5 separate regions of the Homo sapiens genome follow, and regions 1, 2, 3 and 5 are each linked to region 4. Evidence: chromatin loops called from intact Hi-C (ENCODE). Cell type or tissue: mammary epithelial cell. All regions are shown on one strand.

Evidence for each region. Hi-C counts contacts between places; a loop is a spot of excess contacts. Peaks named below come from ENCODE experiments on the same cell type or tissue, not always from the same donor. Only the 100,000 strongest peaks of a DNase experiment are listed, where the experiment ranks them.
Region 1: a loop joins it to region 4, with 2.7 times the contacts of the local background. A loop is called at or near these places in 8 of 110 quality-filtered maps.
Region 2: it touches region 4 in a loop (7-fold over the local background); 5 of 110 quality-filtered maps call a loop at or near these places.
Region 3: a loop joins it to region 4, with 5 times the contacts of the local background. A loop is called at or near these places in 6 of 110 quality-filtered maps.
Region 5: a loop joins it to region 4, with 5 times the contacts of the local background. A loop is called at or near these places in 3 of 110 quality-filtered maps.

Annotation. Positions count from the first base shown.
Region 1 is chr12:53,986,303-53,991,302 of GRCh38, reverse strand. HOXC10 (homeobox C10) reads right to left here. Exons shown (of 2, transcript NM_017409.4): 2 at 1,024-2,134. The coding sequence ends at 1,857. Among named protein-coding and RNA genes, the nearest start is that of MIR196A2, 2.9 kb to the left of the region's middle. RefSeq lists a silencer at 4,959-5,000 and an enhancer at 4,493-5,000. In mammary epithelial cell, a CTCF peak has its summit at 1,987; DNase peaks (open chromatin) are centred at 2 and 1,992; H3K4me3 peaks cover 381 bases.
Region 2 is chr12:53,765,920-53,770,919 of GRCh38, reverse strand. The region is part of intron 1 of LOC105378250 (a long non-coding RNA gene); the gene reads right to left. Among named protein-coding and RNA genes, the nearest start is that of CISTR, 16 kb to the right of the region's middle. In mammary epithelial cell, a CTCF peak has its summit at 3,037; DNase peaks (open chromatin) are centred at 429 and 3,049; H3K27ac peaks cover 1,088 bases.
Region 3 is chr12:53,789,321-53,794,320 of GRCh38, reverse strand. The region is part of intron 1 of LOC105378250 (a long non-coding RNA gene); the gene reads right to left. Among named protein-coding and RNA genes, the nearest start is that of CISTR, 40 kb to the right of the region's middle. In mammary epithelial cell, a CTCF peak has its summit at 2,391 (motif pointing left); no DNase peak of the experiment used is centred here.
Region 4 is chr12:53,936,723-53,941,722 of GRCh38, reverse strand. It overlaps HOXC13 (homeobox C13), which reads right to left and starts at 2,892. Exons shown (of 2, transcript NM_017410.3): 1 at 2,081-2,892. The coding sequence starts at 2,816. It overlaps HOXC13-AS (HOXC13 antisense RNA), which reads left to right and starts at 2,080. Exons shown (of 3, transcript NR_047507.1): 1 at 2,080-2,252; 2 at 4,366-4,558. In mammary epithelial cell, no CTCF peak of the experiment used is centred here; DNase peaks (open chromatin) are centred at 1,892 and 3,002; H3K4me3 peaks cover 3,437 bases; H3K27ac peaks cover 1,456 bases.
Region 5 is chr12:53,843,030-53,848,029 of GRCh38, reverse strand. The region is part of intron 1 of LOC105378250 (a long non-coding RNA gene); the gene reads right to left. Among named protein-coding and RNA genes, the nearest start is that of HOXC13, 93 kb to the left of the region's middle. In mammary epithelial cell, no CTCF peak of the experiment used is centred here; a DNase peak (open chromatin) is centred at 2,389; H3K27ac peaks cover 427 bases.

The DNA of each region.
Region 1 (5,000 bases), 50 kb before region 4:
TGTGCTCTGGAGCCACTTCCAATCAGGCCACTTGCCTGGCAAAACGTTACAGCCAGGGAGCACAGGGAACAAGAGGCTGGACGAGGCTCACATCCAAACCAGCGAAAAGCAGGAAAACCTAAGCTTCAAGCTTCAACCCTCTGTACTCCTCCTCCCCCACCAACAGACGACCAGACTGAGCAACACCTAGACCAGAGTGTCGACTTCGAGGAGACCCAAAGTGCCCGAAAAGATAAAGAAGCCAAAAACCATCAATTTATCCCTTTAACTGTGGAACCCCCATGGCAATGGGCCCGGGAGGGAAGGAGAGGGAGCTCCCAGTCGCTGCCCTCCGCTGCCAGCGGCCACTAGGAAAGCCTGGGTTCTCGGCAAGCACGGATGCCCTAAACACCTTCCTCCAGGCTCTGTCCGCTGCACGCCGGACACCTGGGGACACCGCTCATCCCCACTCCGCCGCCAAGAGAAGAACAAGAAACCGCTTCTCTTACCTTGTCGCTGCCTCCTCCTCCTGCTGCTCCTGGCGTTTCTGTTAGCTGCTGTCGAGGTTGGGGGGGCTGAGCTCCTCATGCCCCTCCAGCGGTTAAGTTTATTCCTTTCCTTGGATGGGTGGGGGGCTCTTGGGGTGACCCCCAGCAGCAGTGGGGTGCGCCCAGCCCAGCACCCCAGGCAATCAGATCCGTCTGCTCCTCAAGATTGCAGCTTGCTCTCTGCCTCTTTCCCTCCTCCAGTCACCTTTAAATGCATCTTTTACTGCAGCACCACATTATATTTGCAGATCATAAAATCCACCTCTCGCGCGCACCAAGACCGTCCTGACATTACTGTTTTATGACCTTGACTTATTGTGGTCACCTGGATAATATTTAAATCAACGTTATGGTCTCTCACTTACATTAAACCCGCCAAGAGACGTTCTAGAAAGGCTCTAGGAGATGAGTCAAACACAAAACACACACATCCACACACTCAGCCTCTTCGGGGGAGGGGTGTTGCTAAAAATCACTAAAAACAAAAAACCATCCATTTGAGGATTATGATTCTGGAAATTTATTAGGTTTTTTTTTCTCCATTAAGGAAGCTACATGCAAAAGATACAACATACAGAATATCTTTAAATAACACAACTCCCAGACAGGGACAGGACAATATTTGGGGGGGGGGGCATTCTGTCTTTGCTTTGCTATGTTCTATTTTTAATTTTTTTGTTCCTCTGGATGAAATTTCTGAGATGTTACTAGATGGGGGATGTGGGGGTGCTAGGAGGGGTGGGAGAAAAGCAGAAAGCAGTACAAATACGAGACTTCAAGCAGATTCTTAGAGCGACTGGGAGGTAAAGACATGGAGAGGGTTTGGTGGAGGCTCTGGGTGCTACGACAAACACACGAACACTAGCCGAACTTTCCAAAACGTCTATTAGTCTAAGGAGGAAATGCAGCAAGGAAGGAACGATTCTGCCTGTGCTCTGCGAGATTACAGACCCTCTCTGGTTAATTTTTTTCCTTTTTTTCCCCTACAAGCGGATGGATTCGATCTTAACTTTGCATGGAGAACAGAATGCTGTGTGTGAGTGCGTGGGTGAGTGAGGGCTTGACACACACACCAGCCACACTCCCACCCCCATCTATGAGGGCACACACCACACCCCACATCCCGGCACCCCATTTCTCATGCTTTAAGTGGAAGCATCTTCGCAGCACGAACCACAGGTCCCTTGGAAGGAGAGTCTGAGGTCTTTGCCTTTTTTGCAGTCGCATTGCATTTATACTCAGGGAGGAAAAAAAAATATATCACCAGGCACAAAGGGAGGAGGGGCGGGGAGAGGAAGGAGCGGGAAGGGAGGAGGAGAGGCCGCGCTCTCAGGTGAAATTAAAATTGGAGGTCAGTTCCCGGATCCGATTCTCTCGGTTCATTTTCTTGAGTTTCATTCTGCGATTTTGAAACCAGATTTTGACTTGTCTGTCTGTAAGGTTAATGGTCTTGCTAATCTCCAGGCGGCGCTCTCGCGTCAAATACATATTGAACAGAAATTCTTTCTCCAATTCCAGCGTCTGGTGTTTAGTATAGGGGCACCTCTTCTTCCTTCCGCTCTTTGCTGTCAGCCAATTTCCTGTGGTGTTTTCTGCCTTTATCTCCTCTGTTAAAAATAACATTATTTACATAAGTATCCCTCGAAGTCGAAAACCCTCTCAGCGCTGCAGCCTTTGCCAGCCTGCTGTGGGGTGGCTGAGGGAGCACAGGGGAGCTGCTCTTGCCCCAGGGGCCTGGCGGTGGGCTCCTCTTAGGCTCAAGGTTCTTACAATTTCTTTGGGGTTTAGACTTAGGGAGATAAAGGGAGGAAGTTCTTGCCTCCAAGCATTTATTAAATTTAAATTACCCAAGTCCACCTTAATCTAAAAGATCCTGAGTACCCTGGCTTTCCCCCAGCTGGCTGACCCTGGCAGATTCCCTAAACCTTGCCAGATCCCCCCTTCTCTCTGTTCCATTCCAGCTCTGGAAAAATCCAACCAGATGGAAAAGCATTTTCCAGGCCCCAGACCAGAGCAGAGTCCACCCACAGACCAGAGAAATTCCCAGAGAGCTTTGACCTGTTTCAACTCAGTGGAGGGACTTTGTTCCAGGATCTGTGGCCAGAGGCCACTGCAGTGGTCCCTGTCCTGGGCCCCCAGCTCTTACCCCAACCTGAGCTGCCACAGAGTGACTCTGCTCCCTTAGGTCTCCCATTGCCATCTCTTCCTCTCTTAATCATTTCTCCCAGGTATGTGCAGCTGAGGGGAGCTTGTAAGAGCAGCAGAGGTCAGGGGCAACAGAGCTGGGGCAACCTAAGGGGTCCTCAAACAACTTTCCTGGCCAAAGGACCTAAGGTCAAGGGAGAGACATATCCTGAGGAAATGCAGCCTCCTAGAAACCCCCTGCCCAGTCTGTGCATACGTAGATGTGTATGCCTGCAAGTACACATGTATACCTGCAGAGATACACACACCTATACACATAAGTACACACACATAGATATGTACATGAGTCTTTTTTTGTAAGGAGATACTATAGAATACTGTGTATTTCCCATGAGCTTATTGACAGCCTCTATCCCTGACACACATTCTTGCTGAAATGGACCAGCCTTGCTTCTCAAGTAGCAGAAGGGAACCTGGCCATCTTTTTAAGGGCAAAAAACAGAGTCCAAAGACCTGAGAGGACACCCAGCAAAGGACTCTGCTGATGGCTCTGAGCTCTCTCTCCTCCCTATTCCAATGAGGCTGCCAGGTTCCTGGATCTTATCTTGTTGGGGGCGGGGTGAGGCGGGGGCCTAAGAGGAACCAGAAAACACACAAAAAAGGCAAACTTGAGGTTGCAGTCTAAAAAAATCTGAATGTCCCGAATTTTCTCTCCTGTCTCTGCACCTGCAGCTTCTTGCCAGATTGTTTACAAGCTCTCCACATCTAACTACGTCCTGTTTATTTTCTTACTGGAGTTGTTAGGTTTGGTGGGGTGGGGGGACAAGACAAATTATAAATGGGGAAGTTTAATCAAAAGCTCTCTTGCCTCTGGCCTGGTGGAGACATCAAAACAGGAGGAGAGGAAAGAAGGGCACAGAGAGGGTACAGGGTAAGAGGGATTCCTTGGGGTGGGAGGGATTAGGTTGCTGTGGGGACAGCTAGAGGAAAGGGAGAGCCTATGGGAATGGGTGCAGGTCGAGTTAAGAGGTGAACTTGTTAACCTTGACTTTGCTTTTGGTGGGGGCTAGAATGCAGGTTTTCCTGCCCCAAATCTGCTCCCTAACCAAGCTCAGGGTCTGTAGAGAGGGTATAAGATTAAACCTTCACACTGCACACGTGCCAAACGAAAGGCTTTGAGGCTGTAGGCGCCTCACTCTCCCCCTTATCCTCATGAACACACCAGCGCTCATCTTCCAGTCAGTGTCTCTATGGGGATGATTTACCAAGACCACCTTTGCAGACCCAAGGGGATGAGGCTCTGCCCTTGCCCGCCAAAAGAGTGCCTGTGCATGTGTGAGCGGGCATGCGTGAGTGTGCAAGGATCATGCAATATGGATGTGCGTGAGTGTGGCACAGGTCGCCCGTAGGCATGCGTGTGCGTCGCATCCATATACAAAGCACCAGGAGATCCAGGCCGCCCCCAGCCTGCTCCGCTCTCAGTATTTCATCTTCCTCTACACCCAATGAGCCCCTTATATACTGTCACCAGTAGCCGGTGTTGTGGGGAGCAGGTTTATTCTTCCCCGTTGGTTGGGCCTTTTTCTGAGGCTCTTGCTACAACTTTTCAGGAAAAGTCGTTCCCCTCAGCTTTTCCTCCCCTGCTCCCGTTTCCTCCACATTCTTTCCCCAAGTATCAGAGAAAGATCCCGAAGGCCCCCAGCTCCTACAGCAGAAATGAATCTTGAACCCTGAGCTTGAACTCTGGCTGGGCTTTCTCTCAACCAAAATTACAGTGAAATCCAACCAAAGCCACATTCCCTTTCAGGAGAAAACCTCTTGCCACGCACACAGAAATTTCCCAACCACTCATTTGTAAGCTGCTTTTGGAAACCAATGAAAAAAGATAATTTAACTAGAAAAAAATGGAAAAGAAAAAATTAAAAGAGGAAACAGAAAACTTACAACATTCCAAATGCCCTGTTCCAACGCCATCCAAGCCAGGCATCTGGAGGAGGGAGGGACGTGGCGGGCAGCCCTTCACCTCCACCTCTTCCGGCTCCAGCCTCGCTGCCCAAGGCCCCCGGCCGAGCCAAAAGCCGCAGGAGCCCAAGCCGCACGCACAAATCAGACCCACAAACAACAAATCGCGTTTCGCAGGAAACAATTTTCAACTGGGAAAACGCAGTAAAGAGAACTCCCCCCATCTCCCCAGCCTTCCCTAGTCCCTGGCCCAAGATCGCCATTTTAGGCTTTTTGCAAGCCCCTGACCTGAGCTGGGGGACGTCAGCTCCCCAGGACACCAGCATTGAGAAAGCAAACCACAGCCAGCACGCGCCTGGGAGCAGC
Region 2 (5,000 bases), 170 kb after region 4:
TGACACCCTGTCTCAAAAAAAAATCAGTGGACAATTAGCAAAATTTGAATAGGCACTGCTTTACATATGTGTGTATATATACACACATATATATATATGAGAGAGAAGGGGAGAGCACACAAATGTGGCAAAATATTAGCAATTTGTCAATCTTGGTGAAAAATGAATGGGTATTAATTACACTATTTTACAACTTTTCTGTAGGTTAATATTTTTCAAATTAAAAGGTTGGGAGGAAAACAAGAATATTCCAACAGTAAAGGTTATGGATTTTTCTTCTCTGAATAATCTTATAAACAAACTTGCCATCATTTTTTTATTGGAAGGAAATCCTATCCAGATGATCTAGCCCTGAATCAAGAACTCTAGATCAGAGAGGTGGGTGGGAAGATAGAACTCCTTTGTCTCTGATTTACAACCAAAATTGTCAGCAAGTAAAAATGCCTGGAATGAAACCACAACCTTGACTCATGTTAGTATGGTTATAAAAAGTACATACTGTTATTGCCATTTTGTGGGACTAACACAAATTAATAAATCAGAGCTCTAGGCTTGAATGCTAAGAAGCATTGGGGAAGATGTGCAGAGGCTGGAGACAGAGCAAAATATCTGTCAAATGGCATGCCAGGGATAGAATTATGTGCAAGAATTAGAGTTACGTGGAAAGAGGGGTGAAAGGAACCAGAATGTGTTGAGCTGCAAGCAAGGTTCATATGCTATTTCATTTAACCCCTATTTACTCCATGACAGAAGTATTATTCTTTGATCTTGAAGATGAAGAGAGGTTAAATAACTTTTTCAAGATCATATAGCCAGTAAAAAGAAGAGTTAGAATTTGAACATGGTTCTTCATGAAGTCAAAGCCCATGTTCTTCCTACTGTGGCACCCAGTCTCCACAAAGAACAAGGAGTCTAAGGGCATGGCTATTAAAAGAGGATTTGAACCAGTTCTTACCCTTATGCCCAGGTCATCCCCTGCCAATGTCTTCTCTTTCCTCCCACATAGACACTGATAGGCCAGAGCTGGAAGCAGAGAAATCATTAAATCTGAAAGTTCCATCTTAACCATTTCCTGCTAAAATTCTAATCCAATCAGGTGCCAAAATTCTCCAGACAATCTTTTTAGATGCCAAGAAAGGAGATTCCAAAGCATCCCTGTAACTATTCCAATAGTTCATAGACACAATTTTACATCTAATTATAATTCCTACTCCCACAACTTTAACCCATTGGCTTTTGCTTGATTTTTAGTGGAAAATACAGGATAAAAGATCTCTAGATGCCAAACATAAGTAACCCCTCTGAGACTTCTTCCATCACACTGTTCTTTCATCATATTCCAAATCTTGTCTACTCACTACCTCATTCTTGAGAGGAAAAAAACCATCTTCAGTGCAGGTTAGGAAGTGCTAGAGAAGGAAATGAAAGCTTGATTTTCACTGGCCAAAGGAAAATGGGGTGGTGGGAAGGGAAGCGGGTATTTTTTTTTTATGGTAGCCCAATGGCAGGAAAATGGTTGCAATTTCCCTGACAATCTACATACCTCCAGATTTGGCCTTCCCAAACCTCAGCAGTCACCTAAGGATTCCAGATGCTACCAGCACACACCGTTAGGAAACATCTGTCACGAAGAACAGCCCCAACTGGGACAAAGGAGAGTAGGAAGGCAGACGGTGCCAGTTTAATGAGGATGGTTTAACAAAACATCTTTTAAGCTTTCTAATTCACTTGGCCATTTGCTCCCCAGACTTGGCTGCCAATCAGAAGCAGACTGTGGGGGGATGCTTGCCAGAGAATGGCAATCCCTGATCCTTAACTCAGGAGAACCCAGTACCAGAAAAATGTCAGCTTGTCAGTCATTCTAAAATATGATTAACCCCATTCCAGAGCTAACAATTCATGGTGATACTGGGGAGAAGGACTTGAGCTACGTGAGGTTGCTCGGTCTGGTTTGGTTGTTCTTGACAGCCAGAGGCCTTACTTAGCAGAATATCAAAAACAGGTATTAGTGTGCCCCATGTCCATGTCTAGCTCTGAGCTCATGACAACTAGAGCATTTCTAATATTTATTAATCATTCATGGAAATAATCATAAAGACCAATGGATATCCGGCATCAACACTGATCTCTTAGCCTTTCTATTTTTAGATTGCCTCGTTCTTTTTTAAGGTTATTAAAGAATATGAACTTGAGATAAGAAATAATGAGTTTTCTCAACATGCTATCAGTATAGGAAAATCCATGAAGAAGATAAATTACTTTTCCATTTCAGTTTCCAAGGGAAGAAAGCCCCAGATATGGCCAAAGACAAGGGGATTGGCAAAGCAGCCTCAAAGCATCCTTATTTTATTCGGGGGCGTTGCATGAAAATTTGGATTAAACCTAAGGAATCTCAGCTGAAATCACTGGTTTCAGATATATATTTTCCAAGGCCTGAATTCAACCTAGCTGACATGCCATTTTTCCCACCAGAACTCTATCTAGTAGATTCCTACAGTTGGCAAAGACTGCATCCCAGCCTCCTGCTATACTCCCTGATCCACCCTCCTGGCCTTTAACGTTGGTAACTCTAAACAATGAGATCCTCACAGATCTCACTCAGATTCACCCCAGCAACCATCAGAGAGTGCTGCCCTTCTTTTTTTTTTTTTTTTTTTTTTTGAGACGGAGTCTCGCTCTGTCGCCCAGGCCGGACTGCGGACTGCAGTGGCGCAATCTCGGCTCACTGCAAGCTCTGCTTCCCGGGTTCACGCCATTCTCCTGCCTCAGCCTCCCGAGTAGCTGGGACTACAGGCGCCCGCCACCGCGCCCGGCTAATTTTTTGTATTTTTAGTAGAGACGGGGTTTCACCTTGTTAGCCAGGATGGTCTCGATCTTCTGACCTCATGATCCACCCGCCTCGGCCTCCCAAAGTGCTGGGATTACAGGCGTGAGCCACCACGCCCGGCCGAGTGCTGCCCTTCTTTAAAGCAGGCTACAGCCCTAAATCACATTCACCATGATTGCTGCATTGCAGCAGATAACTGAAGTGTGAGTGCCCTCTACCCTCCTTCTGGAAAATGACACGTTCTTCAAGGATTGAAAGCAACACACACACACACACACACACACACACACACACACACCCTACACCTTCTCCCTACCAGACCTGCAGTTTTCTGCTCTCTGTTAAATCCAAACTTTTAAGATTGTATTTCCAGATCTTTCTTTTCATTGTTCCCCTAACCGTTACTCTTATTATTAACCTTTTCTGTGGCTCTTTGCTTGAACAGGACCAATCTTTCCCCATATACGAACATCTTGCTATCATCACCTCAACCATCACATGGACAGTCCCTCTCTGCCTAGAACACCCTTTTTCCAAACTGTTCAACAAGACTCTCCTTCAGGAAGCATATCTAACCACACCTACAGATATCTGACCTCTCTGCTATGCCCTCTTTGCCTGCTCTCGTCCCCTCATTACTGTCCAGAGTTCTGTCCATTTGCTCCTAACTTGTTTCCTTGCTGCACTGCCAGTGTCTGTGCCTTGATTATGTGTCCAGCCTTCTCCATCAGACTGACCTCCTCTGCTCCCCGTTCCTTTGGATTGGTTGGCAGTGAATATGGGTCTCTTGCACAGGAGGTTTTAGGACAGAATGGCATAACTCACTGGCCTAGAACTTTGCACTGGGAAGACGCCTGGTTAGAGAAGAGGGTAGCAGTGGTAGATGGTTAGGTGCAGCGAAGTAGCACAGCTCTTGCCTGATGACACTTTCAGCTTGCCTCTTCTTCCCCAGCTGAAGCCTGAGGTATAGAGTTAACTGGCCACAGCCAAGGAAGCACCCCATGATCTACAGCCCAATGTGGTGACAACAGAGATAATGAAACAAGAATGCAGGTCCAAGTCTCTTCCACACCACAAAGTGAAAATGCAAAGGAAGTAACCCAAACTGGCTGGGACTAAGGACGTTATCTGTGACACTATTGGCTCCAGTGTCATCCCCTTGAAGTCCAATGACCAAATTGACAAACAATACAGTTTTATTACTTTCATTGCTTTAGTTAATTGTGAAAATAAGTCACCTAATACTTTGGCTTTAGGCAACCTGGTGTGATACTCAAACTGCAATAAAGAAATCTCAGCTTAGACTGCAGAAAGGAGGGGTGCTCCAATGATCAAATGGTTGAATATTGTTTAGAATAGGACTTTCATTTGTTTTGGGAGGATGGGGAAGTGTCCATGAAGTACTTTTATATTGTAAGCTCCTAGGAAAGAGAATTTTCTCTGTTTACTACCATTTGTCCTGTACTGTCTATAAATAAGTTCACAGATGCATTCTGTTTAGTTTGGATTGGGTCTACAGTGAGAAATTGGATGACCTCTATATGGTTTGATGTTTCCCTCAAGTGAATACCACTGAAAGTTTCTAAGTGACAAAGGCTGGATTCAAACTACTGAAAATCAGATTTCAACTAAGTGTAAGTGAATACAAAGACAAATTCCAAATTAGAAAATTCAAGCACCAAAATGATTCCTTTTGCAAAGGAATTCGAGCAAAAGCAATGTCTTTTTTCCCTAAATTATTACCACCACAACGACCACCAAATCACCACACACTCACACACAATGCAAGACAAATGGTGGCAAATAAAGAATTCCCCTCTTTGGGAGCTTACATTTAAGAGATTTTGTGGCTACTTCCCCACTCCTCAAAATAAGTAAAAGATATGTAAACCATGGACTGAAACGTATAATCCTCAATCAGAAATACACAGAAAAGTGTTTATATCAGAGGCAAGGGCATGCCAAGATCCCAGATGACATCATAGTTGACAGAAGATATGAGTGGGAAGGGCTTCATTTTCCAGTGTTGGCAAGATTAGGGAGTATCTTCCCTGCACCTCAGGTCAGTCTGAGAAACCTTCGTGGAAGAGGGGGTAATTGCTCCATATGGGGATTTGGTTTCCCTGGGAAACATCAGTTCAGTCTACATCTTCATGGTGGTGAGAAGCTTTGC
Region 3 (5,000 bases), 150 kb after region 4:
TTAGGAAAGATGAGTCAGGAGGTAACTGCCCCTTAGGCCACCCATGTCAATGTCTAGCAGGTTCTTCCTGCTAGTCCTTCCTGATGCCTAACCACAGTGACTTCTGCTGTGCCCGAAGCCCACTCCCTCATGCACACTGCCCCTATAACTTATCTTCCCACCTCCTCAAGCTTAGAATCATAGATGAAGAAAATTGGGAGGGAAGAAAGGGAATGGAAATGAGAAAGCAAGCAAGCAAGAAGGACTGGCCAGGTGGTGGATGGAAGGAGTTAAGAGGATTGGAGACAGGGGTGAGCGGGGTTGCAGGGGAAGAATGGAGTAGAGTGAATGAAACGTACAGAACAGTCTCCCTGACTCTGCTCCGTGGTTATAGAAAGAAATAGGCCTGGTGAGAAGGGGGAAAAAAGAAGAGGAGAGACTAATGGGGAGATAGGCAGACAGCTGTTCACAGGAAAGGGAAATGAGTTTAGGTCTAAGAGAGAAATTCCCAATACAGATGCTGCCTTGGTGTTGCAGAGCCTGCTGTGGAAGAGACTTGGGACTTCAAGATGTTCCCCTGACTGACGTGGGCCATAGGAGTGTCTGCTCAGGGGTAACTTGACAAGATAAACTCACATGATGTGGAGTAAAGGATCAGGGAAATTATTAGCAATGTGGTTTTTTGGAAAGTAGTTGAAAAAGGATAAAGCATGAGAGCAAAGTAGTTGATAGAGACCATGATTTTGACTAAAGTCTCATCTTCTATCTCATCCCCTCATTCAAGGAACCCAGAGAGGATAATCTAACCCTCTTTCTTCCTCCAGCTCCCATCCTTTCCTCCTCTCCTACTGTTTTTGAACATAGTTCCTCGGGAAAATCTGTCATATTTGCCTGCACTAATGTCACCCTGGCACCAGAATCCACACTGGCCTGCACTGAGCCCTGTTCCATCTGCTTAAAAAGGGAACAAATAACAGGGCCACCCACTGAGGGATAGACTCCAAAGGACTTCCAGCCAAGAACTAAGATAGTAAGATAATAATAATCTAAGAGATTATTAACTCTGTGCCCTATCTAAATCTGGGATCCGTGGGTTCAGGAGTCAGCTTAACTATTCCACTCCCTCCATATATGTTCTTGTTTCACTCTTCCTTTCCTCTTTCAAGCAATGTTACTTTCTCTTCCACCTCATTTACCTTGCACCCACAGCATAAAGTTCCTGACCAGACCTAAAGCCAACTTCAGTGTATAATCTCAGGTTCTGGCCCAAGTGCAGATGGAAGAAGCTGTGCAACTGCTCTTCCATGCCTCATACTTTAGGTGATGTAAGTGATCCAGCTAAGACAAGAATTTAGCTGTTTGACTTCAAAGGCTATGGAGGTACCACTATTCTAAAGTCCGTGTCCATCTCTGATGATCAGAAGTCTGTCTTATGCACAACCTTAGCAGCTAGTAGGAATTGCAGTTCTTTCTCTTCTAAGTACCTCTTCAAAGCCAGCAATATGAGTCCTCTAAGTGCATGAGTGGAGCAAAGAGGTACGGTTTATCTTGAAGCAAAAGTATAATCTCTATCCTTGTTCAGGATGTTGCTTGCAGAGAGGCTGGTCTCAGCGGGGTGGGAGAAGGCTGAAGAGAGGTGAAGGCTACAACTTTAATTAGAGAAACTTGCATTAACTGAAGTAAGAACTTCTCAGCAGTCTGAGGTGTTCCTCAGCATGACCAAGGAGGTCAAGTCCTTTGTGAGAAGGGGAATGATTATTCCTGAGCTAACAACCGAAGTGTGTTATCCCAACAGGAAGCAGTGGTGGGGCATGTGATCAATACTCTACAAGAGACATGAACTCATGCCACCAACTTGTACCAGGAGGAGAGGGGCAGGAACGTGGTCAAAGCAAGACCCTGGCAATGAAAGGACTACCTGAGGCTGCTGGGGAATTGGCAGACCGCATGCTTCTCAAAGCCTTGGTTGCCTTTAGCCTTATATCAGGATCCGGGAATGACCAAGAGGGTCTCTAAAGTCACCCAGGGGACATCCTTCCTCTCCTCAAAACCCTAAAGGCCCTGACCTGCTCCCCCAAGAAGTACAGAGCCCAGAACCTACTGAGACTGAGATGGGAGGCTAAAAGGAAGTCTCTGTGACAGCAATTTGTGTCTCCTTTTGTCTGCCTCTGTCTCCATCTCTTCCCCCAGCTTCTCACATCCCCAGTCATTATTTCAGAGGCCTCTACCTTGATCTGTCTCCAAGTCTCCTGCAAGATCAAAGCTCTTAACACCTGTTTTGCTTGCTGGCTCCTAGGCTAGAGAAGAGGGGGCAGGGTCCATCCTGAGGCAAGGGGAGGGCCCTGACTGTGCCTCTTCCCAAGGCAGAAGGGAGGGTGCAAGGGTGGCCCAAGGTAGGAGCCAAACCTAAGGCTCAGTTGGAACAACGCCCCCTGGTGGGAAGGCTGTCATTCTTATTCAATTATTGATTTTATTATTACTGTTATTCAGGTTATACATTGAATTAACTCATAATTATAGTAGGGTAAATATATTACAGTGACAAGAAAGGCCTTTCATAATCTTCTTATCTAAAGAAGGAAGATTCCCTGTTAGTCTCTATAGCAAGAACCTGTTTATGTCCTTCAGGTATTTATCATAATCTGTAATCATTTAATTGCTTGTTTTCTTGCTTATTGACTGTTCCGCACTAGAAAAAGCTCTATATTTAAATGAAAAAAAGAATGGATGATGAATAAATAAGTTATAAGGGAATAAACCTACCAGAGGGATAAAAACTTCCCTATAATATGATATATATCATGTCCAGATCTTAATAACAATAGTATCTTCTTTCTTAGCATTTTGACGTTTATTTCCAGATTTTTCTATGAACAATTTTTTACATTGCTTAAATAACATACACTTAAAAATAAAAATAATATACACTTAAAAAAATACACCATCATATACATTTTATGCTATTATAAACTCACGTAAATAGCCTTTTTATGACAACATATTAGAGTTCAAGTTGGAGTGAGATCATCATGTATTAACAATAATATCTTATTTTATTTATTTACTTATTTATTTTTGAGACAGAGTCTCGCTCTGCCTCCAGGCAGAGGAGTGGCGCAATCTCGGCTCACTGCAACCTCCGACTCCCTGGTTCAAGCGATTCTCCTGCCTCAGCCTCCCAAGTAGCTGGGATTACAGGCACGTGTCACCACGCCCAGCTAATTTTTGTATTTTTATTAGAGACGGGATTTTTCACCATGTTGGCCAGGATGGTCTCGATCTCCTGACCTCATGATCCTCCTGCTTCGGCCTCCCAAAGTGCTGGGATTACAGGCGTGAGCCGTCACGCCCTGCCAACACTAATGTCTTTAAAATATCCATAATGCCCTTACTTCCACATCTCTACCCATGGCCTCTTACTTACAACTGTATACCACTCATTAAATTTATTTTTTTGTTGTTGTTTTTTGTTTTTTGAGATGGAATCTCGCTCTCTTGCCCAGGCTGGAGTGCAGTGGCGTGATCTCTGCTCACTGCAAGCTCCGCCTCCCGGGTTCACGCCATTCTCCTGCCTCAGCCTCCCGAGAAGCTGGGACTACAGGCGCCCACCACCATGCCCGACTAATTTTTTTGTATTTTTTTTTTTTTAGTAGAGTCGGGGTTTCACTGTGTTAGCCAGGATGGTCTCGATCTCCTGACCTCATGATCTGCCCACCTCGGCCTCCCAAAGTGCTGGGATTACAGGTGTGAGCCACCGCGCCCGGCCGCTTCATTAAATTTATTTAACAATTGTTTGCTCTATGTTAAACATTGTGTAGAGAATATAAAATATTCAGGACACAGTCCCTCTGCTCCAAAAGCTTATAGTTGAGTAAGGGAGAAACAGAAGACGCACAACTATAGCTGACAATCAGTCAAAGGAGGATAGGAGTTGAAAGTAAAGAAATTGCTTCCAGGTAGGGCTATCCAGGAAGGCTCGGACAGGGGGTAACATCTAAGCTAAGCCATGATGATTGTGTAGGATTTCAGCAGTCAGAAATTGGGAGGAAGGAATTCCAGGGAAAAGACAGCTAATGGGAAGGAATTCTTGATTTTGGGGATCATTTGATATGGAACTGCTATTTATTATTAGAAATGCAAAGAACAGTGAAATTCAAGATAAAACTGCAGAAGCTTGAGGTTTTAAAAAAGGATGACAAGAACCAGGACCTGGATCCCAGTTCAGGTTCCATTTGTCCCCACGTCTATTGTATCCAGTGTTATTTAAGGAATGCATATAAGGTTCAAACAGGACAGGGTGCCCATTGTGCTTCCTTCTATATGTCTCTCATCTTCCCTCTTCCCCCACTGAGTTCTTTATTAACAATGAAATGATTTCTTAATCTCATTACTGAGAAAAGCACAAAGCACAGAAAAGCATATGCTACACAAATTAAGCTGGGTAATTTGCATACCTAGGGAAAGGGAGAAACCCCTCCCCCTTCCTTCTCCAGAGTCAATTTTCCTCGATCTTCTGACACCATATGTCAATAAATATCTATATTTCCTCATGCCCTGGACAGGAGATGCTGTTAAATGTCAAATATAAAGTAAAGTTTGTCATAAAAATCCCTCATAAAAAAATCTCCCAACTACCAGCATTGAAAGATGGAGGAAGGGAATTCCTGTGTTGTGTTTGCCTCCTAATAATGTTCAGATCATCCAGCTTTTTGCTTCCAGGAGCATCACAGACAATCTTTTCTTAAAGTTTTCTACAAAAGCATGCAGGGGCTTTCAACTCCTCTTACCATCCTTGCTTCTGCAAAAGTTTGTTCTCATTCTTTTTGTTTTTTTTTAATAAAACAGAACCACTGTTTAAATAACCAGTTTCTCATAATCTCAACTGTAGATGTATTTGTACATTTTTTAATTCTCCTCTTTCTGACAAAGTATAGAGGCCCACTTAGAAGCAAAGAAATAAATAAAACGAATTATCTGAGCACCTTCTATCAAGGGGTTCTAGGAGAGTGATGGTAGATGTG
Region 4 (5,000 bases):
GTTTTATATCCATTTCCATGCCATAATTTGCAAGTGTATTAAATCTCAATTGGGATATACTTTTTTTATTTCAAAGATATTTTTCTCTAGGAGGCTGTGATCAAAAAAGTATTTATTTTTAGTGGAGTTTTGTTTTGTTTTGTTTTGTTTTGTTTTGTGTCCTAGGAATCTTTGAGATGTTTATTTTGCTCAAAGATATTTCTCAGCTTCTCTCCAATCCTTCACCCCTACTCCACACCACATTCATACATAGAACAGCTCCTTCTCTTCTACCTCTTCACACTAAACCCATTGCACATTGCTCTGGGCCTGTGCCCCCAATCCACAGTGGGTTTGGTGGGCACCTGATCCCTTACCCCTTAGCCCCTTGGCATAGCCCATTGGCTTCCCTGCCCCAGGAATTCCTGCTGGACCCCAATCTCCTAAGAAGCTTTGTGTTTTGGTGAGATAGAGAATTAAAGGGCCATCTCTCTAAAATACATTGCTGTATTATGAACATGTGAATTGTCTTTCTAGAAATCTATTATTGTATATTTCATATTAGGTAGTTAATAAAAGAAATCATATTATATAAAAATATTACAGCCAATACAGGGTAGGTGATGCATAATACCATGTACTAAAATTGCACCATCCTTAATTCTGGCAATCAGAAGTCAGGGTGCCTAGTGTAGGTCATACCCTGGTATTGAGTTGTGTTATACTAAGTAATTTCATAATATTCACAAGAATGTTATTTGCTACACTCTCTAATATCACTCAGTATTTTTTTTTAAACCACCTACCTCTTCTTCCAATTCCGTATGCAGAGGAATTTCAGGCCCACCCTTAGGAGGTCTTTGGGTCTATGCTTTCCAAGGAAAACATCCCTGAGCTTGGCACGTGGAGCTGGTCGGGGAGCTGGGCACTGTCGGGAGACATCTGTGGCTGCCCTGGGCCCCCCACCCCCAAAGACCTCTGTAGGTATCAGAAGGGAGAACGCTCTCCCACTGAGCTCTGCTTACAGGGAGAACAGACTCAAATGCTGGACTCCCTAGACCGGAATCCTGATTTCTCAGCACAAGGCAGGATCCAAAGCTCTTGGTGTGGTTTTGGGAAACCTGGGACTGGTCTTGTCCGCAAGGAGAGCGGTGGGATTTACAGGAGCCTTTCTCTCTTCAACTGGAGACGGAACAAGAGGGGAATGAATTCTCCCTTCCCATCCTTAGCCAGACAAGACCAAGGGGTCCCCAGCCTGGGTCTGGACTCCAGAAGCCCCTGAACAGGTCTTGAACAGGTCTTCCTCTCCCATTTCTCATCCCCACGCCCTTCTTTCTGTGTCTGGGGCACCAATAACTAACTCTCTTTCTCGACCACATATGGGGGAGTTGGCAGTGGAAATGTCTATAGGTTTGAGCTCAATATACCAAAGAGGCAAGGAAAACTTTACAATGCTGGGGAGGGATTCTAGCCTCCTCTCCACTCCCTCTCCAGAGATTTTGGATCTTCTGTTCCCTCAACAATCAGGAAATTCGTGGCCAGATTTTTAAAATAAGTCAGGAAAGGAAAAAAATAAATCTCACATTTCTGTAGACCCCAGCAAATTAGTCCCCTATTTAAAAAATACTGTCTAGTGCCTGAACGATCCTGCGAATTCTGTCAAAGAAAGTGGGGGTTCTTATTCTCCGCCCTCCCCAGTTATTCGGTGGGTTGGGGGTTTTGTCCTGGATTCCAAGGCACTATAGGCCCACCCCGCCCCCATCCCTTGCCGGAAGCAGGTTTAGGGGCCAAGAGCCCGGCGGGAGGCTGGAGCCTGCAAGGGGAGGCGGAGGCGAGCTACCGGACAGAGCAGAGCCGGCGGCCCGGCTTTCGGGCGCCTGTGATTGCTTCATTCTCGGCCGGGCAGCTACAGAGAACGTGTCGGAGCAGATTTCTTCCCCGGCGCATTCCTCAGTGCAGCTCGCCCGGCCGGCTCCATAGGCAGCCCAGCCGAGCGGGCGCGCCGGGGCCAGACGGCGGGGGTGGTTGGGGCGCGGAGCCCCGGGGCAGGCAGGGCGGGGAGGGGTCCCCGGCGGCGGCGGCGCTCGGGTCCCTTCCTTACCTGGGAAGGGAGACTTCCAGAGGTGGGCGGACTGCGACTGCTCCTTGGAGCAGTACACCTGACTGTCCCAGCCATTGGAGAGAGCCCAGTGCTGGTAGCCTTCGACGGGGATGAGGGCGTCGTGACGCGGCTCCGGGTGCCCGCTGATCCCGGGCACCACCGACACGTCCAGGTAGCCGGGCATCGCCTGGTAGGAGCTGGCGAAGCTGGGGTAGAAGGCGAACTCCTTGGCCCTAGAGGACAGGTCGTCACCGGGCAGGGCGCCCGACGGCTCCGGGTATTTATCGCCCGGGTGGTAGGCGCAAGGCTTCTGCTGCAGGTTCACGTTGTGCGACAGGCGGCAGCCGTAGTAGCTGCCCCCGAAGGGGTAGCCGTAGCCCAGGGTGGCGCTGGACGAGGTGGGGGGTGCGGGCGGCGGGGCACACTGGCGCGCCGCCTCCGGGGCCGGGATGTCCGTATAGACGGCGCCCTGAGGGGCGCCCAGGGGAGCCGGCGGGCGGCCCAGCACGGGGTGCGGAAGCAGGTCGCGGCAGTGGCTGGCCGGGCAGCTGCTGCCCAGACCATCCATGCTCGGGGCTTTGCCGGGGCTCGCTCCGCTGCAGCCACCCCCCGCTCCGCCCGTGCCGCCGCCTCCTCCTCCGCCGCCGCCGCCGATGCCGCTCTCCGCCGCGCTGTCCTCATAGACGTACATAAGGCTCTCCGGCCAGCGTGGATGCAGGAGCAGCGAAGTCGTCATGACATGATCTGCTGGAGCTTTTTAAAAACTCCACTTGCCAGAGGCAGCGAGCTAGGGAGACACCTCGCTCCTGTTTCCCCTCCCCCCATCCCTCCCCTCTTTTCTCTCCACCCCTCCCCTCCTCCTAGTGCTTCCACCTCCCTCCCTACATTCCCTCTACGCATGCGGAGACACTTCATTAAGAAATCCGCCGGCTCCCGCTCTCCACCTCTCAGCACCCCTCCCGCGCCCACGTGACCCGCTCTGCGCACGTGATGCCCCGGCCAGGTCTCCTGGGGTTCCCTCCCCTCGAGGTGGGGCGGGGCGAAAGGGAAAAAGTCTGTGCTGATTGGATCTCAGGTAGGCCAAAGGAGGCGGGAGCTGGGAGATTTAAAGGGACAGGGAGACGCCCCCGGCAGGCCCCAGGGAGGGAGAGGGAGGGGGGGGAGGCTGAATTTGGCCGACGCAAAGGGGTGTAGGGAGGAGAGCGCTGTAACTGGGCGCCTCCGCCTAGGCATAGGATGTGCACCGGAGAGACAGACCCCCTACCGCCAAGCCGATCACTGTGACTGCTGAAGTCTCTGGATTGGGGCTTGAAGCTAAGGGTGGGGAAGAAACCAGGTTTTAAAAAATAATAAATGAAGATAATAGAAAACAGTCAGGAGCGCTCTGGCCCTGGCAGCTCGCCTCCGCTCGCGGCTGGAAAGAACCCGATGCTGCGTAGCGAGCCTTTGATGCCGGGATTGTGTTTCCATTTCCTACCTTCAGCCACATTCCCCAAAACTCTAGATGTCTGAAAAGGACACTCTGCTTTACCTCGCTGGATTTTTCTCAAGCGGAGAGGGGTGTGACAACCCCCAAATACAGAATTCATCACCTGGGGCAGGGGATCGAGAGGCAATGGAATATACTCGGCAATAAATGGAGAAAGAATAAAACGAGGGAAATAAAAGCAATAGAATAGACTGATATTTCAATATGTAATAGAAATAAAAAATCTCAGAGTGAGGTTTTTCAAAGAAATGCGGGTGGTGGGGGCGCAAGATTCAGCCTGGGAAAGCTAAAAGCCCTGGATGCGAAGGAGAGCGCGCTTTCTATAGGTATACAAAAGAAAACGTGGAAAATGGGGGAGATTCAGTGCTACACCTTTGGAGGGACCTCTCTCTGGCGCCACTCTGGGGGACCCTGCAGAACCCACCTCTGCCCTCAGGGGCCTGGGTTAAGCCACATGACACAGTCCCCAGTTTGAATACCCGCAATGGAGCTCCCACGGCTTTCTTAGGTCACCCTCTTTTAGTGAGGAATAGTTTCATGATCTAAAACTGCCCCCTATTTCAAAGAAAAAATTAACACCAACTTACTGATTCTTCAAAAGCTCTCCCTTCTTTCCTCCCAATCTCCCAACTTGTCAGGAGCCTCAATAGAGTCACCCCTTTCTAAGGGAGCATCTCCGTGGAATTGAGTCAAGTTCCCTTTCAGCACAGGACCTCCCTGAGAAATCGTAATGAAGAGAGAAAAATAAGAGGGGAAAGGGGCTGCAGCGTTTCCTTCTTTCCTCCCTCTGCCACAGGTTTTAAATGCTGAGTGCTCGTGTGCAGCCAGCGCACAGACCATGGCCACAGAGCAGCGCCTCGCTCAGCCAGACCTACTGCACCCCTCAAGTGGAGAGCAAATGGACAGGTCTGCAGAAACCCCTTCGGGCCACCTCCCTCCTCTTTGTGGGGAGAAGGTGGTGTTTGACGGTTGAGAGCACCCGGACATCGGTGAGTTAGGATAGTAATTCTTATCTGCGTGATCTTCATCCAGAAGGGTCAGCTCAGAGTTCAGAAAGCAGGCTGCGGGCTGGGCTGGCATTAGGAGGAAAAATACAACAGAAAGAGAGTTAAGACATAAGGAGACCAGCTCGAGTGTGCATTGAGGGCAATGAGGGAGGGGCGGGGAGAGATGAGCCCAGTGGAAGATAGGGTCTTGCTGGGAGCCGGCTCTGCTAGGAAACTGCTTATCCTGCTGCTGGAGTCCAAGGTCAAGGTAAAACGAGGAGAGCAAACAGGGCCTGGCCAAGTCTAGACTGGGTTGTATGACGTTGGCCCCCTTGCCTAAGGCCTGGCTGGTGGGGGTGGGTGGGTGGAGACGCCTGCCTTTTTCCAGCCGCGGGTAGTAGAAGTGGAACCCAGATCCTGGCCTCCCCTTCTGTGAAGTGCTGCT
Region 5 (5,000 bases), 94 kb after region 4:
AGATAAAGTTAATAATAGGTGAATCAAATACTACATGAGCTCTTGTTCCCCTGACATCTTTAAGAACTGGGCATCCCATTTAAAAAAAAAAAAGAAGAATGAAATTATGTCCTTTGCAGCAACATGGATGCAGCTGGAGGCCATTATCCTAACCAAATTAACACAGAAGAAAACCAAATACCACATGTTCTCACGTATAAGTGGGAGCTAAACACTGAGTACATATGGACATAAAGATGGAAACAATAGACACTGAGGAATACTAAACGAGGAAGGAAGGCGGGGATGAGGGTTGAAAAACTACCTGTTGGGTACTATGCTCACTACCTGGGTGATGGGATCATTCCTACCCCAAACCTCAGCATCACACAATTCCCCCATGCAACAAACTTTCACGTGCACCTCCTGAACCTAAAATAAAAGCGGAAATTTTAAAAATTAAATAAATAAATAAATAAAAGAACAGGGCATCCAACCACGTGTTAACAGTATGGCCTAGAGATGGGACCCTGGACAGATTAGCCTCTGGGGATTACTTCTAAATAAGACTGCTTAGAATGTTCAAAACTTCAGCAATTAAATACTATCTGCATGTAAATGATGGCATTTTTTTCTCATTTTTCTTAATATTTATCTGACCTTACAGTTAGATTTACTGTGTATTTTACACCTGATATCTTTTGGGCCCCAGGCCAAGGTCATCTTATCCTGATTCTGTGAGTTAGGAACACTTCTGTGAATTAGAAATTCTGTATTCCCCATCCTGAAAAGTTCTTCAGAAAGGGCTCCCTAACTCCTTTTTCCATAGTTGGACAATAAAAAGACTTTCAGCCTCCTTGTAACAGTCACTACATTTTGATCAAATGCCAACTGGGTCACTTACTAGTTTTGTAACCTTGAGGAACTCACTAAACACTCTGTTCCTCAGTTTTCTCATCTGTAAAATGTGGGTAAGAATTCCAAGCACACAGGTTTATCATCGAATGATGATAAATGACAACACTTTGGAACTGTAAAATGCTCTTTAAATGTTAGTTATTATTATTACTACAATGTTTCAGTATTATGGAGAGAGAGAGAGAAAAGGAGGCAGTTGGCAGGAATTGTGACACCAAACCTCTTTTGATTTACATAGTTTGATTTATACATTTGACTTTTTTCTAAATCAAACAGTATTTTTGAAATCCTCAACAAACTGAAACACTGGTGTCTGCCAAGTGGGTAGCACCTGGGAGTTTAGAAGACTTCGTTGAAGTGACTGTTGTGTGGCGTTCAAAGGATGAAGCATTGGGGGTCTCTCATAACATACTGCAGGTTAGGTCCTGCAACTGTCAGTTCCTAGCTGGATTTAAAGAACTTTTAACCTCCAAACCCGGCAAAGGATGCTGGGACAGGAGCTAAATCTGTAATGGGAGGGGTGTGTAAATTCTGCTCCAAGGTGTGAAAATAAGGCCTAGAGGGAAGACATCAAGCAACCAGGCACCCTCCTTCCCTGAAGTCCTATTTATAGTATAAATAGTAATAGTAGGATTGGCAGATACGGGCTAAGGATAGGGAAACAAGGAGCAGAGCTTCTCTGAGCCCCAAAGACAGCAATTGCAATGAACTACATGTGTTTAGAGTCAGGCTGATGGCTGTCTTGCATCCTCAAGGAATAAACAATAATAACCCCAATCATCATCTCTCGATGTCAGAAAATAGTCATTAGTGTACTGCTCCTTCTAAACCTTCCCCAAGAGTAAGGCTCAGAGTTGGTCCCATTTTGTAGATAGAAAACTGACGCATCATGACTGATGCTAGCTGGGATAGGTACCAAGTTCAGGAAAAAAGTCCAGGTGTTTCCAGTTGCTATTTTATCCACAAGCACATGTTTACCCCCATAAAGATCTCTATCCAGCCGCAGTGGATGCCTATCTGAATTTTGGCAGTGACTGCAGTGGGAGGGTGGTGGAGTAGCATGGGCATTGCCATGAGAGGGCACAGGGCAGAATGGGGCAACCTGGCATCCCTCAGGGGGATGACGCTTGGGGGGATAACGCTTAGGGGGCTGGACTAGGGCACCTCTCACGTTTGGAAGCTTCAAGACTCTGCATTCTCAATGATTTCATCTCTCCATAATTTCCTTGCAACTAGCAACAAAGAATTTCTAAGTTCCAAGTATTTCCTCTTGCTTTGACTGAGTCTTGTGAAATCTAAAAGGACAGAGGAAAGAAGGACCCTCAGGACAGAAGACTTTCTCCCTTCTCCCCCAAATTATGGAGAGGGGCAGTGGGGCACACCTTATTCTAAGCAAGCCTGTTTACCAGCTGCCAGCCCAGACACCCTCCAACAAAATGCCATGGAGAATGATGTTGTGACTCATGGCTTGGCAAGTACCAGGATTATGCCCCAGGCTCCCAGATACCACACTGGCTCCTCCAGGTCGCTCTGGCTGGATCTCCTCCTCCGTTGCCCCAGAGGCATTCCTCATCTTGCCCTCTCCTCCCCAACCCCTCCCACTCTCAAATCATTCCAGGTAGTGGGTGTGGGGGACGGGAGAGGTAAGCAGGGTTAGAATTGGGATTTGGGTTAGGGTTAATTTCAGGATCAGGATTAAAGATAAGGTTAGGGATAGAGCCAGAGCTACTTTGTAGGATTTGGTTTAGTCAGTGGACTTTTAGCTGGTAGAAACAGAACTCTGCTAACTTACAAGTATTCAAGTCTTGGGTTAGCCGCCAAGATGTCTTGGTGACAGGTCCACTTTTCTTGGGCTCAGATTAGAAGGGTTAGAATCTAATTTAGAAAATAGGAAATGTCAACACTTAAAGATGTAATCAAGAATCACCTCTAGGAATCTAAGCAGAGGCTTTCTGGAATGCCTGGAATGTCTGGAAACATTCTAAGGGTTGTTGATACTTTAGAACCATTAAATCCATTCCCCAGGCATTGTGCAGTATTTTGTGACTTTACCTTGACCTCAGTCTTAGAACTTTCTAGTATACTCAAGAGTCTTTCTTGGATTTCTTTCCCGAGTCCTTTCCTTGTCTTATTGAATGAATTGTTCCTTTATCCCATCAGCATTGAGAATGACTGGGGGAGTAACTGAAGAACCAAGACCCTGATATTTGGGTATCTTGGGTGCCACCTTGGCAGAGAGGTACCCAGCAAAGCATTCTGCGTCTTCCCAGACTGAGACATCTGTCAGCACAGCTCAAGAGGTTCTCCCTCAGGCAAAGGACAAGACATACAGCAAGTTCTGAGCTCAATTTCTGAGGGCAGGAAGAAAATAAAACTAGGAAAACTGCAAGGGCAGCAGGGAGGTATGGAGCAGGAGGCTTCCCAGGAAGTCATGGGAGGCATTCAGGAGAAGTTGGAAGATAAACCAGAGTGGTATTATGGGGTTGAATTCCTAGAAACTCATACTTAGAGACTGTTCACACACACACACACACACACACACGCACATGCACACATATCAACACCTCCTTACATGAGGAGCCCAACCCAGTAAGGTGAACTAGCTGGCAGCCCACCCACTACTGGGCAACCAAAATCTCTTCCATTTGAAATGGGGCCTCAGTGTCTCTTCCTTCTTTCCTCACTCTCCTTCCCCACATCTGGCTCCTTTAGTGCTTGGAGACCCTTCTGTGGAGGGACTAGGAGGGTACGAAGCTGGCTAAGCCCAACCTCAGCTGCCTTCCCCATAAGCAGCAGCAAGATGGTGATGAGCTGCCCCCCTCAAGGCTCAGAGGCGAGGGATTTTTTTTTCTTTCAAACATGTCACATCTGGCACATCTGCTTTCTTAGCAATGATGCATCCCAAGGGGTATAATCAACACTTGGGGCGGGGCTCAGATGCAGGTCTGTACTTACAGAAGCCTGAGCCAGAGACGCCGAGAGCAACACTTAAGAGCACCAACTGCCCCCACTCCCCATCCACTGCAGGAGCTGAAGATCAGCTCCATCCCTGTGCACCTTTCTGCCTTAGAGCAGGTGCCCTCCTCACAGGCCACACATATTTTAGGGCACAGAAGACAATGAAATGGTGCATTTGCTTTGGACAATTCTATAATCCTTTCTTTTGTCCAACCCTAAACTCTCCTATTGGAATTAGAAGGAAACTGGAAAAGAACCATCTGCTCTTTCCTCTTCACAAGCTCAGAAGCAGGAGTCAGAAAGGCCCTGCAGCGCCTTCTCCAGTCTTTGTATCCTCTTCCCTCCTAGCTGCCCTCATCTCTTCCTTGCCCTTGTCAGGCCCCATCCCTTGCAACAGGTGGGAGCCTTCCCTCTGTGGACCTGGTGTTTCAAAGGCACTACCTAAATGCCTCACAGCAGCTGTTTGACAAAACACCACCAACAAACACTTTGACCCCTCTTCCCACTGGGACACTCCTCTTCCCATGCTTCCACTTTCCTGTGACTCCATCTTTCAGACATTCTGCCTCAGCTAGGAAAAATGTCTTCCATCCATGCAAATTTCCCTCTTTCTACCTTAAAGCTCACTCTTCTCTCTCATCAAAGACACCCTCCTTCCCTTTACTCTTTGGCCCTAAACCTTCTCTTCCAAACACTCCCTGACAAGCCTTCTGAAGGAAGGCTTCTGTGGACAAGCCACCGCATTCCATTCAGTAGTCCCTCTCCATCCTCCATCACTGCCAGGATCTCTGCCCTTGTCTTCATGTCTGCGTCTGTTGTGTGTCACATCATCCCCATCACACCAGGAGTCTCCTGAGGGTAGGGACTCTGCCTCTCCCTCCAGTATTCTGTATTCTTCAATGATTCTTGATTCAGTAAAGGAAGGTAACTGAGTGAGAGAGAGACATAGGGGCTAATACCTACTTTCCTTCTACAAAAAGACATAACCAATGTACACACACATACACAGACACACAGACACACACACACCCACAGACACACACCAAGTCATCCCAAAGATGACTGAGCTTGTCAGAAATAAATCATGTTTGGCTTTCAAACGCAACAGTAATTACACAGTATCTTAACTATCTGTGCAAACTGTC